Linked DNA regions of Homo sapiens: region 1 is linked to region 2. Evidence: chromatin contacts called from ENCODE Hi-C or POLR2A ChIA-PET data. All regions are on one chromosome and are shown on one strand. Each heading gives the region's core, a stretch centred on a gene start or an enhancer-like site at or near the end of the contact. The rest is flanking DNA. Distances are from core to core; before and after follow the strand shown.

Region 1 (5,647 bases), core at 1,166-3,665, 290 kb before region 2:
CCACATTTTAAGCAAAGTGCTTGGGGATTAAAGTTGAAAATAAAACTATGGTATGTATTCTCACAGAGCAAACAATGTAGTAGAGAGTCACCAACTAGGATTATAGCCTACAAGTGTTATGATTGGGTAAGTATGGGTGTTACCGGAAATAACAGAAGGGCTCCTAATCAGAGTCAAGAGTAGGGGTAGGTGTATTGATCCAGGAAGATAACCTGAAGAAAATGGCATCTAATCTAAGACTTGAAAGATTAGAACTTAACTAAGTAAAGAAGTGGGCGACAGAAGAATGATCCATCCAGGCAGGGGAAATATCATGCCTCACAGTCCAGTGATGAAATACAGAATTTTATAGGAATTGAAAGAAGTTTAGTATAACTGGAGCAGAATGTGGAAGTGGAGAGAGGCCAGACATAACAGCTACAGAGGGAATAAGAGACCAGTTCATAAGGGGCCTTCTGGGTCAAAGTAAAGGATTTAAACTTTAACCCAAAGGTAATGGAAACATTTTAAGGGCTTTAAGAAGGGGTATAAACTAATCTTATTTACACTGTAAGAAAGATAACTCTGGCTTACATTGTAGAGAACAGAATGGAGATACGTAAGACTAGAGGCACAGAAAAGAAATGAGGAGACTGTAGCATGAATTTTAAGTAAATGACAGGACTGTGGCCTGGAGTATGGTAGTGACAGCCAGTAGGTAGTAAGCCTTAAAGGGTCAGATAAGATACAGAGTGTCTAGGGATAAAGACTATGCTGAATCTTTCCAGCTAAATCTCCCTTGTGTTTCAGAATCTTTCCAGCTGAATCTCCCTTCTTCCTATCTCCATGCCATATTCTGTAACATCTACTATATACCATGTTGTTCTAGATGCTGGGAATACTGAGTATGCCATTATCTCTGCCCTCAAAGTTTGTTTGCTAGGGCACAAACAAGAAAAGACAAAACATTTAGTAAGAAAAAGAAAGTGGTACATAGGGTACTGTATAAACACAAAAGACAGAGGCAGCAGATTCTATAAATTTAAAAATGTCAACATTATTTTTCCTTCTAAACTTGACATACCCAAATCATGACTTATAAACACTACCCTTCTTCCACAGTCAGGACAAATACGGAATTGCAATATGTGTTCCCTTTGAGTCGGGGGTGGAGAGAGTCATATTTGAGTTATATGTTACTTGTTTTAAGATATAAGATAACAGAATCAGCTCTATTTCTTTCTTAAAACAGAAATCCTTACCAAATTAAACTACTTCCCTTGTGGATGAAACTTAATTGACTTTATGTATGGAATACTGTCTTGAAATAGAAAAAGCCTTCCCTTCCCCTTTCTAGCAAAGAAAAATTAACCTTTAGCAAGTAAAAACAAAACCAAACCCAAACAATAAGATTACTTACCAGTCAGCATAAAAATTTACTAAAGCAACATCAGCATTGTCTGAAATTGAAAGACAAAACCAAATAAGATATTTGTAATAATTTTGACATAATTAAACATACAGTTTCATTATGATCTTTGTCCAATATAAGGGTCCACTTAAAAAAACACAGTAACTATTATCTCTCACTCAGAAACCTAGAGTCATGGACAGCTTATATAATTTATGGGAAACTTTGTCTCTTTTCTCTGTATGCTTTATCTTTATAAGTTCACTGTATCTTTTATTTTATGGAGACTGGGTCTCACTCTATTGCCCAGGCTAGAGTGCAGTGGCATGATCAAAACCCAGTGCAGCCTCAAACTCCTGGGTTGACGTGATCCTCCCACTTCACCCTCCCAAGTAGCTAGGACTACAGGCAAACACCACCACACCTGGCTAATTTTTGTATTTTTTTGTAGAGACAGGATCTGGTTATATTGCCCAGGCTGGTCTCGAACTCCTGGCCTCAAGCAACCTCCCACCTTAACCTTCCAAAGTGCTGGGATTACAGGCATGAGCCATCACACCGGGCTTCCTTCGTTGCATCTTAAATGAATTTAAAGCAAATGTGAAATAAAGTCCAGATAAGGCAAGTAAGCTACGATCATAAAAAGTAAAGTGGAATGATCTGTATTTTATTTTTTGATCTTCCATATTCATGAATAACTGAGAATTAGTTCTGCAAATAAAATCCCACATCACAGAAAAGACCTGTATAACTAAGTTATTTTTAAACCTCACATATACCACCTAGTTGCAACAAGTAATCTACAACTAATAGTGTTGCACAAGACGCCAGTTTTTTAATTCCTATCCATTTAAGTTATTCCCCCCTACAAAAATAACAGCATCATTTGCACATCAAGATGTAAAGACATGAGAAAGATGTAGTGCTTTTTGCCTATCCCTAATTCAGAGAAACGTAAAGTCCTCAAGCACTCATGAAAATAAAACACAAAGATATTCTAGAATTGGAAAGATGACAGAAGTGAGAATGACATGTGAGTTTCAATTCCTTTCTTCCCTTTTTACCTTCAAGTTACTTTTTATATACTTGCTTATTCGCTCTAAAGCAGTGGTTCACAAACTGTGGTTCCTGGACCAGAAACACCAACATCACCTGGGAACTCACAGAAATGTAAATCCTTAAGAAATGCAAATCTTTAGGTAGGGGTCTAGCAGTTTCCTAGCAGTATAGATATTAATAAGTGTTCCAGGTGGTTCTGATACATGCTAAAGTTCATGGAACCACTCCTCTAAAGAGACTCCATAAGACAGGAATAGACTTTTAGCATTTAAAGGTCCAGGAACATAATATATTACACTCAATGAATGTTGTAACTCCTTTTGCCTCTATTATATGTGTCAGATGGAGGATTAAAAAAAGAAATCATTTATGCACACTGTACATTTTCTTAAAGCTCCTAAGTTACGATTTTCTATCAACCACATCTTCACCTTTCCTTTACTATTTTTAAAAAACAAGAAATGGTTTCTCTCAAGTTAATTATATCCACAACCACATTGTCAGCAAACAAACCATTCAGTAAAAAACTTATTAGGCCAAGTGTGGTGGTTCATGCCTGTAAACCCAGCACTTTGGGAGGCCAAGATGAGAGGACTGCTTGAGGTCAGGAATTCAAGACCAGCCTGGGCAACATAGCAAGACCATGTCTCTACAAGAAAAATTTAAAATTAGCTACGTGCAGTGGAGCCCACCTGTAGTCCTAGCTAACTTGGAAGGTTGAGGAAAGAGGATTGCTTGAGCCCAGGAGGTGGTCAAGGCTGAAGTGAGCTATAATATTATCATGCCACTGCACTCCAGTCTGGGTGACAAAGCAAGACCCTTTCTCTAAAATAAAAAATAAAAAAAGTACTGAGCTTAACTGGACCAATAACAATAAAAGAGATCAGAATAGGTGATCTAATTAAAGGGAAAAAAGAAAAAAAAGTCTAGGCTGTGTCCTAAGGTCATTAACATTTAGTTCTGCACAGTGAGAACTATTGGTCTCTAAGTAGGCTTATCAAAACATTTCGTGAATTGTTAAGAATGGTATCTATATCAAGTTAAATAAATAAAAAACACTAAAAGTAACCAAAAGTGCTTTGATAATTCAGAAAGTCATGGAATTAATCAGAATGCCAGCTCTTCATCTGTGCTAGCTAACTGAGATTTTATTGGGTTTTTTTTTTGTATATATAAACTAACTCTCTATAGAGAAGAAAGAGTACACTTTAAAAATATTGAGGTACTTACTTAAAATTTCATCTATATTCTCTGTATCAAGACTTGTTATTTCAGTTGTTACAGGAGTAAAAACCCAAGTTACCTGAAAATTTAAAAAATGAGAAATTAATAAATGTGTCCACAAAAGACAAATACGTAAAAGCGAAGTCTAAAAATAAATGTGTGATTCCACTTGTTCCTTAGAAAATTATACATCAATTGAATTGAATCTTTATTATCTAGTCTAATCTTTTACTAGATAAATGAAATAGGAGAAATATTAGCTTCTCAAACCTAGAAATTGGTCAAATAAAACTTTCTATACTTGCAAATATACAAAATAGCTTCTAAGGAATTAGGAAAACTGGGAATATACATATCTTTTCAAATTAACACTTTCAAGAACTTTATAGCACCACAAGAAAAAATTTGTGAGATTATCAGTGTTTAAAGTATAAACATAAAAACCAAAGCTAAGTCTGCTGATTCTATCCTGCCATGTTTCTAAGACAGAAGAAAATAATGAAGAATGCAAGAAAGACTTTTGCAAGTTGTAAACCAAAAGCCCTTCCGGTATAATTTTCACTTATTGGTGACAACAATGTGTTACATGAGAGGCTATTAAAAAGAAAATAAGAATGTTTTTGCACTTTAATGAACCTGAAATCCAAAGTTCAAGTTTATCAAAGAAAATCTTAGCCTCCCATCTACAAAACAAAGAAAATATAAAATTTTAAACTAAACTAGCAAATGTTTACTTATTTTAAAAAGTAAAATTTAGTGTATTTTATTTTTAGTTTCCAACTTCAATGACTTGGTGTTTGCTGCCTGAAGAGATTTTTGTTTGAAATAGAGTTTGTGTATGGAAATTCACTTACTAAATCATTGCTTTTTACTGAATGACAACTAATGTCAGGCTCTGATCAAAGTGCTGAAGACTATTCCTTTGCCCACCCATTTCCTGAATACTTCAGCACTTATGACAGACTCAAAACTTTTATAATTCACCAACAATTCAATCTAAATGCTATAAAGAGATACAATGATGCTAGTATATACATAAGCCCAACTAATTTTTAAAAATATTTCTGGGCTGGGCATGGTGGCTCATGCCTGTAATCCCAGCACTTTGAGAGGCCAAGGCGGGCAGATCACAACGAGGTCAAAAGATCGAGACCATCCTGGCCAACATGGTGAAACCCTGTCTCTACTAAAAATACAAAAATTAGCCGGGCATGGTGGCAGGTGCCCGTAGTCCCAGCTGCTCGGGAGGCTGAGGCAGGAGAATCACTTGAACCCAGGAGGTGGAGGTTGCAGTGAGCTGAGATTGCACCACTGCACTCCAGCCTGGGCAACAGAGCAAGACTCCGTCTCAAAATATATAAATAAATATATATATAAATATTTATAAAATATGTATAAATATATATTTATAGAAATGTATATATTTATAGAAACGTATATATTTATAGAAACGTATATATTTATAGAAACGTATATATTTATAGAAACGTATATATTTATAGAAATATATATATTTATAGAAATATATATAAATATATATATTTATTCTGTTCTTAGGAAAGGCCTAAGGATAACACTGTCTTATTTTTAAATTACCATTAACGGTGTAGCCAATAACTATCATGTCTGTTAGCAACCAATAAATTATACTCTCCTAAAAGTAGGCTAAATAATTGCAAATCTCCAAATATTTGACTTATAAAACTAATTTCATTATTTTCAGTGCCTCAAACATTAACTAGAAAGATCAGACTTCCCTCACTAGTCATTAGTTACTATTGATGGGGTTTAGAACACATTACTCCAAAATATGGCACATTGGCATTTGAGGAAATAGCAGAAGCAAAAAGGTCTCCCTGACCTTCTCCTGCCCTTCTTCCCTAAAACAGGTCATAAAATAATTCTCTGACATTACTCTAAAGTAGGTCTTAAGACCCCGCTAAGAGACGTATCCTCTAGACCCTGAGAAAAGGA
Region 2 (5,132 bases), core at 1,515-4,014:
ACTTACACATGAAATCTTTGATCTGTGTCTCTTACCCATTTCCAGGCCACTACTTTCAAGAAGTCCTTTATTTCTACCATTCAATACCTTCCCCACTGGTACTCCTGCCTACTATCTAGTGTCTCCTCTCTAGTCCACTGGCCCTTTACGAAACAGCTCTCTCTGAACACAGATCTCATGACCAAGACTCAAGAGTTCTCAGCTGTTCTATTCCTCATACATAGTAAAACCTCCTTAGCAGGACATATGAGGTCCTTCCTAATGTGGCCCCATCCATCCTCTCCAGCTTTATCTTCCCACAAGCTAATCTCTATCTAAAACAATAGCCTCTTCTACCTGGAACCAGCTAAATTCTTCTTGAAGCCTTTTCCACACCTGAGAACAATACTGTACACCACTTGAATAGGGTAAGTACCTCTGGAATATATAAAACTTCTGCTAATCTCCTGGTTTATCATAATTATCCTGTGCCTGGCCATAAAAAGTGACAATGCTACACATGAGGGTATAAAAAAATGGGTAAAACGAAAGTTTCCTTTATTACAATATTAATAAAATGGCCAGTGCAATACTGAACAGCTCAAGTTCAAGGAATTCAGAAGCCAATCAGCTATGACAATATATCCAAATTTACTTAATTACAGGGTTATATTAGATCGCCATGAGGTAGGATTTCCCACAGGTTAAGAACCAATTCTACAACCAGATTGATTAGGCTTTTATCCAAACTCTGACGCCTTCCAGCTGTACACTGTCCCAATTTCTATCTACAAAATAGGGATAATCATACACAATTGTAAAACACTCAGAACTGTGCCTGGTACATGGTTAAATACGTATGCTCAAAGCATAAACATGTGCGTGTCCCTCAAGTCTCAGGATCAGGACATACCAAGCCCGGTACTAGATGCATTGTGTACCTCAGTATACAATCTGCACAGAACCATGCAAGGTAGGTGGAACTAAACCCATTTTAACAATGTACCTCAGAAAAGTTTGGAAGTCACGCCTTTATCAAGAAGTTGAAAAGGGATTCATTCACAGAACTGAGCTCTGCAAAACCACCTTTAACATACCAGAATTAACCTGAAGACTGGAAGTCTTCGTGGCAAAACAGTTTGGCTTATTTCATTTGTCCCTATTACCAAATTTTCATCTCACCCACACCTCTAGTTACCTTAGTCTTAAAAAACAAAACAAAACAAAAAAAAAAGCTGGGGGTCGGTGGGTGGGTGGGTGGGAGGGAATAAGGCCTAAAAAGAAGGCCATGATACTCACCTGGCCTCTTTTAATACAAAAATGGTTTTCATTAATTAAGCAAGCACACTTTGTGAGCTTTTCCTACAATTTTATTACTAGCTGGTACTAGACACGAAAGTAAATGGTACAGGACATTCAGAAAAATTAACTCCCTTCCTCCTCCACTCCTGTGGGTTCTATTTAGCCATTAACCACCTGATAGATCTTCAACAGTCTACTGTCAACTTCATGCCATATTATCTATCGCTTTGTATTAGTCACATTAATGCTTTCTCTGTTAGGAAAATTAAGAAGGCTGATTGACCTTCCTTGACTTTTCAAACCTAGTAATATTATTACGGGATACAAAGCATTTTCATGCGAAGAACTCTCAAAGTTCTACTAGTAATTGACTTTAACTTATAACAAAGATTTTCATAACACAGCAAATCAAAAAGTCCCACTAAGCCACTTTTACAGTAGCCGGTTTTTAGCAAAAGGTAGGAACGCCAGTCTCAGAGGAGGAGCTCACATCACTAGTCCTTAGGTTTGCGATCCCCAATAGTTTCAAAGCTGAATGTCACACATTCCTACTGTAGGTCTTTTCTAATTCCAACAAAAGGCAGATCCTAGCGTTTTTAGGATTTCAATCGAACTAAATTCCAACTATAAATAGTTTGCCTGCCACCTTCTTACCCTTCCTCATTTCCACCTTCTTTTCCAAAAAAAATCAGAGAGAACGATCGTACTGCACTCGGCCTTTGATAATTTCCTCCCCAAACCCTTAAACTCATGAGTTCCTCCAAACTCCACTGAGGGGCCAACCAGAGGCGACAGACTTCCCAAAAAGCAAATGGCCCAGGCAGGGGCGACCCCAGAAAACTGGTAGTCCCCTTCCGCTCGCTTAACTCTCCCGCCTGGGCGACCAGAGGACGGAACAGGGGACGCCAGCTCATCCCCACTCCGTATTCGGTCCTGCATCCATCCCAGAGGCGAACACACCATGGGTTTTAGGAAACCATCGTTCCTCCTACTCCAAGGGACGCCGGCCAGGACCAGAGTCGGGGAAGTGGGGCCCGATTCACACACTCCGGGCTAAAACTCTCTCGGACCCGAAACCAGGCGAACCCGCCCAGTCACCTGAAGCTCCGCAAACGCCCTAGGGGGTCCCGCCCCCGCAGTGCCGGCCGCACACCCAGGCCCAGCTCGGAGGGACGCCGCGGCCCAGACCCGGGGGACGCAAATCGTGCACGGCCGACCCTGCCCGCTTGGGCCGCGGATCGGGGGGCGACGGCCCCACCACGCTCAGTCCCGCGCCCCGGGAGGACCCGGCCCGACGGGCGACGGCCGCTTACCTGAGGACCCGGCCGCGGCCGGGGCGAGAAGCCCGAGAAGACAAGCGAGGGAGCAGAAGCCCACGGGGCAACAGCGTGCGCCGCCGACCTCAGGCTCTAGCTCCCGGAGCGTGTTTTCAAATAGCCTCGTCCTCACGCGGCCGCGTCTCCTTCCGCCGCCCGGAAATCAGGGCCCCTCCCCCTCCCTGCTGTGCTCACGTGATCGCAGCCCGCAGCCGCGCGCAACCGGGGAGGCGGGAGCGGGAGCGGTAGGCCCCGCCCACAGAGGAGGGTACCCCGCCGGAAGCCCCCTGCTCTGTGGGAACCGGAGGGAGGACAGCGCGAGGTCCCCGGACAAAGCGTGGCGCATAAGTCCGGCCCGTAACTTGGTGGGCAGGCAACTTAGGGGATGTGGGCCTGGTTATAGCTGAGCATGCTTTTCTATTCCTCCCAGACCACAGTTCTTCAGACCTGGAGCCACTTTCAGAGAAGAGTATAAGTTGCACTGAATTGAAAAAGGGAAAAGTTTAGGACTGCAGAAGATGGAATTCCTGGGGACGTTAAACTGGGCTAAGATGGAGCAGATAAGATTTCCTTAATTAGAGCAAGACACACCTAGTATCTAGAGCCTGGAAGTCTTGGTCAAGGATTCTCCCTAACATCTCAGTTTCTCAGCACTAACATTCCTGCTACTAAAATGAAGTGAGAAATTAATTTCTGAAGTTAAGTAAAGAAATAAACTAAAATTCCTAGAAAAGAGGTAAGAAGAATGAGCCTTTGAAAAATGTCTTCACAAAGACTGGCATGATGGCATGGAAGAAAGAGCCCCAGGTAAGGACTTCAGACCTTGATTCAAATTTGTGTCTACACCTCACCAGATAATTAAGACTTAGTAAAGCTAGCGAAGATATTGACCCTCATTATATTGGGTGGGAATTCAAAGGAATGATGTCTAAATCCAGGGAGACCCAAGCACTGGAACTAAAACCATGCCTGTTCCATAATCGGAGATAAAGAGGCAGCGCTAGAAACCCTGACCTCCCTTTGCTGGCAATATGGCCACATCACCACAATCTGCCTGGAATCGACCATAACCATAAATATTTGGGAGTCATTGGCATTATGTGGCATTATATTCTGTTTAAAGCTATGAGACTAGATCAGAAGAGGAAAGATTTATTGCCAACCAGACAAGTCCCTGGAACTCCAAACTTGTATCCAACAGTTTTTTCAATGTTTCCTTCAGATATCCAGTATACATCTCAAGGTCAACTTGTCCAAAACAGAGCTACTGATGATTTTCCCCTTGAAATCTACTCTTCCTACAGCTTATTCATCTCAAATAGTAAGTCTGTCCTTGCAGTTACTCAAGCAGAAACCTTTGGGTTTTTGGTTTGGCCTCTTTGTTCCACACCTCACATCTAATCCATCTGGAGATTGACTCTACCTTTAAAGACATCCTAACTTTCACCAGTTAACACACCTCCCCTGCTACCATTCTGGTCCAAGCCGCTTCTTGATCACTGCAAAAAGCCTGCAAACACATCTTCCTGCTTCCCTTATTGTCCTTCTTCCCCCTACAGTCTGGTATCAGCAGAGCAGCTGTGTGATTATTTTAAGATCTAGGTTAGATCAGATCACTCTTTGGCTCAAAACCCTTTAATGGCTCCCTATTTCACTTCGAGTAAAACCCAGAGTCCTTTCTAGGGCCTTCCCTTAGGCTGTTCTTGCATGGCTATAAAGAAATACCTGAGACTGGGTAATTTACAAAGAAAAGAGGTTTAATTGGCTCATGATTCTGCTGGCTTTACAGGAAGCATTATGTTGGCATCTGCTTGCTTTTGGTGAAGTCTCAGGGAGCTTTCAATCATAGAAGGTGAAGGGGGAACAGGCATGTCACATGTTGAAAGCAGGAGCAAGAGAGAGAGCAAAAGAAAAGAGACAGAGAGAGAGAGAGGTGCCACACATTTTTAAACAGCCAAATCTGATGAGAACTCACTATCACTAAACAAGCACCAAGCCATGAGGGATCCACCCCCATGACCCAAGCATGTCCCACCAGGCCCCACCTCCAGCATTGAGGATTACAACACAACATGAGATTTGAGCAGGGACAAATATCCAAACCATATCAGTTCTCAAGCTCTTCCATATTCTGACACAGTCTCTTACCATCTGAGCACTCCTCCTTCCACTCTCCCCTTTTTTACTCTGCTCCAGTCACACTTGCTTCTTTGCCTTCCTCAAACACCAGTGACACACTCCTGCTTTTGGACCTTTTCTTTAGCTTTTCTGTCTGCCTGAAACACTCTTCCCCAATAAGTCCATGTGGCTAACTCCCTCTCCTCCCGAGTCCACTCAAATATCTTCTCAGGGAGCCCTACCCTGACCACCTCATTTAAAATAACAAATTACCTTCTCCCAGGACTTGCAATTTCCCTTTAGAACATATCACCTTCTGGGAACATCACACTCTGGGGACTGTTGTGGGGTGGGGGGAGGGGGGAGGGATAGCTTTAGGAGATATACCTAATGCTAAATGACGAGTTAATGGGTGCA

The links. Hi-C counts contacts between places; a loop is a spot of excess contacts on that map. ChIA-PET counts read pairs that join two places held with the same protein, here RNA polymerase II (POLR2A). Pooled maps may share reads with other maps.
Region 1: a pooled map shows a loop between it and region 2 (3-fold over the local background). The contact joins the enhancer-like site here to the promoter of TEX10 in region 2. A Hi-C loop is called at or near these places in 2 of 50 pooled maps. POLR2A ChIA-PET finds 5 or more read pairs at or near these places in 3 of 52 experiments (GM12878, OCI-LY7 and common myeloid progenitor, CD34-positive).

Annotation. Positions count from the first base shown.
Region 1 is chr9:100,056,421-100,062,067 of GRCh38, forward strand. ERP44 (endoplasmic reticulum protein 44) reads right to left here. Exons shown (of 12, transcript NM_015051.3): 2 at 3,680-3,752; 3 at 1,400-1,439. Among named protein-coding and RNA genes, the nearest start is that of ERP44, 40 kb to the right of the region's middle. RefSeq lists enhancers at 2,425-2,484, 2,645-2,744. Within about 2 kb of position 2,416, at least 3 of the 41 ENCODE cell types and tissues checked have a DNase peak (open chromatin) inside an H3K27ac peak, as active enhancers do; they include GM12878 and OCI-LY7, where a contact is called at or near this core.
Region 2 is chr9:100,350,178-100,355,309 of GRCh38, forward strand. TEX10 (testis expressed 10) reads right to left here and starts at 2,765. Exons shown (of 15, transcript NM_017746.4): 1 at 2,595-2,765. It overlaps LOC105376177 (a long non-coding RNA gene), which reads left to right and starts at 2,873. Exons shown (of 4, transcript NR_188642.1): 1 at 2,873-3,404; 2 at 3,820-3,918. RefSeq lists enhancers at 2,004-2,053, 2,458-3,092 and a silencer at 2,394-2,943.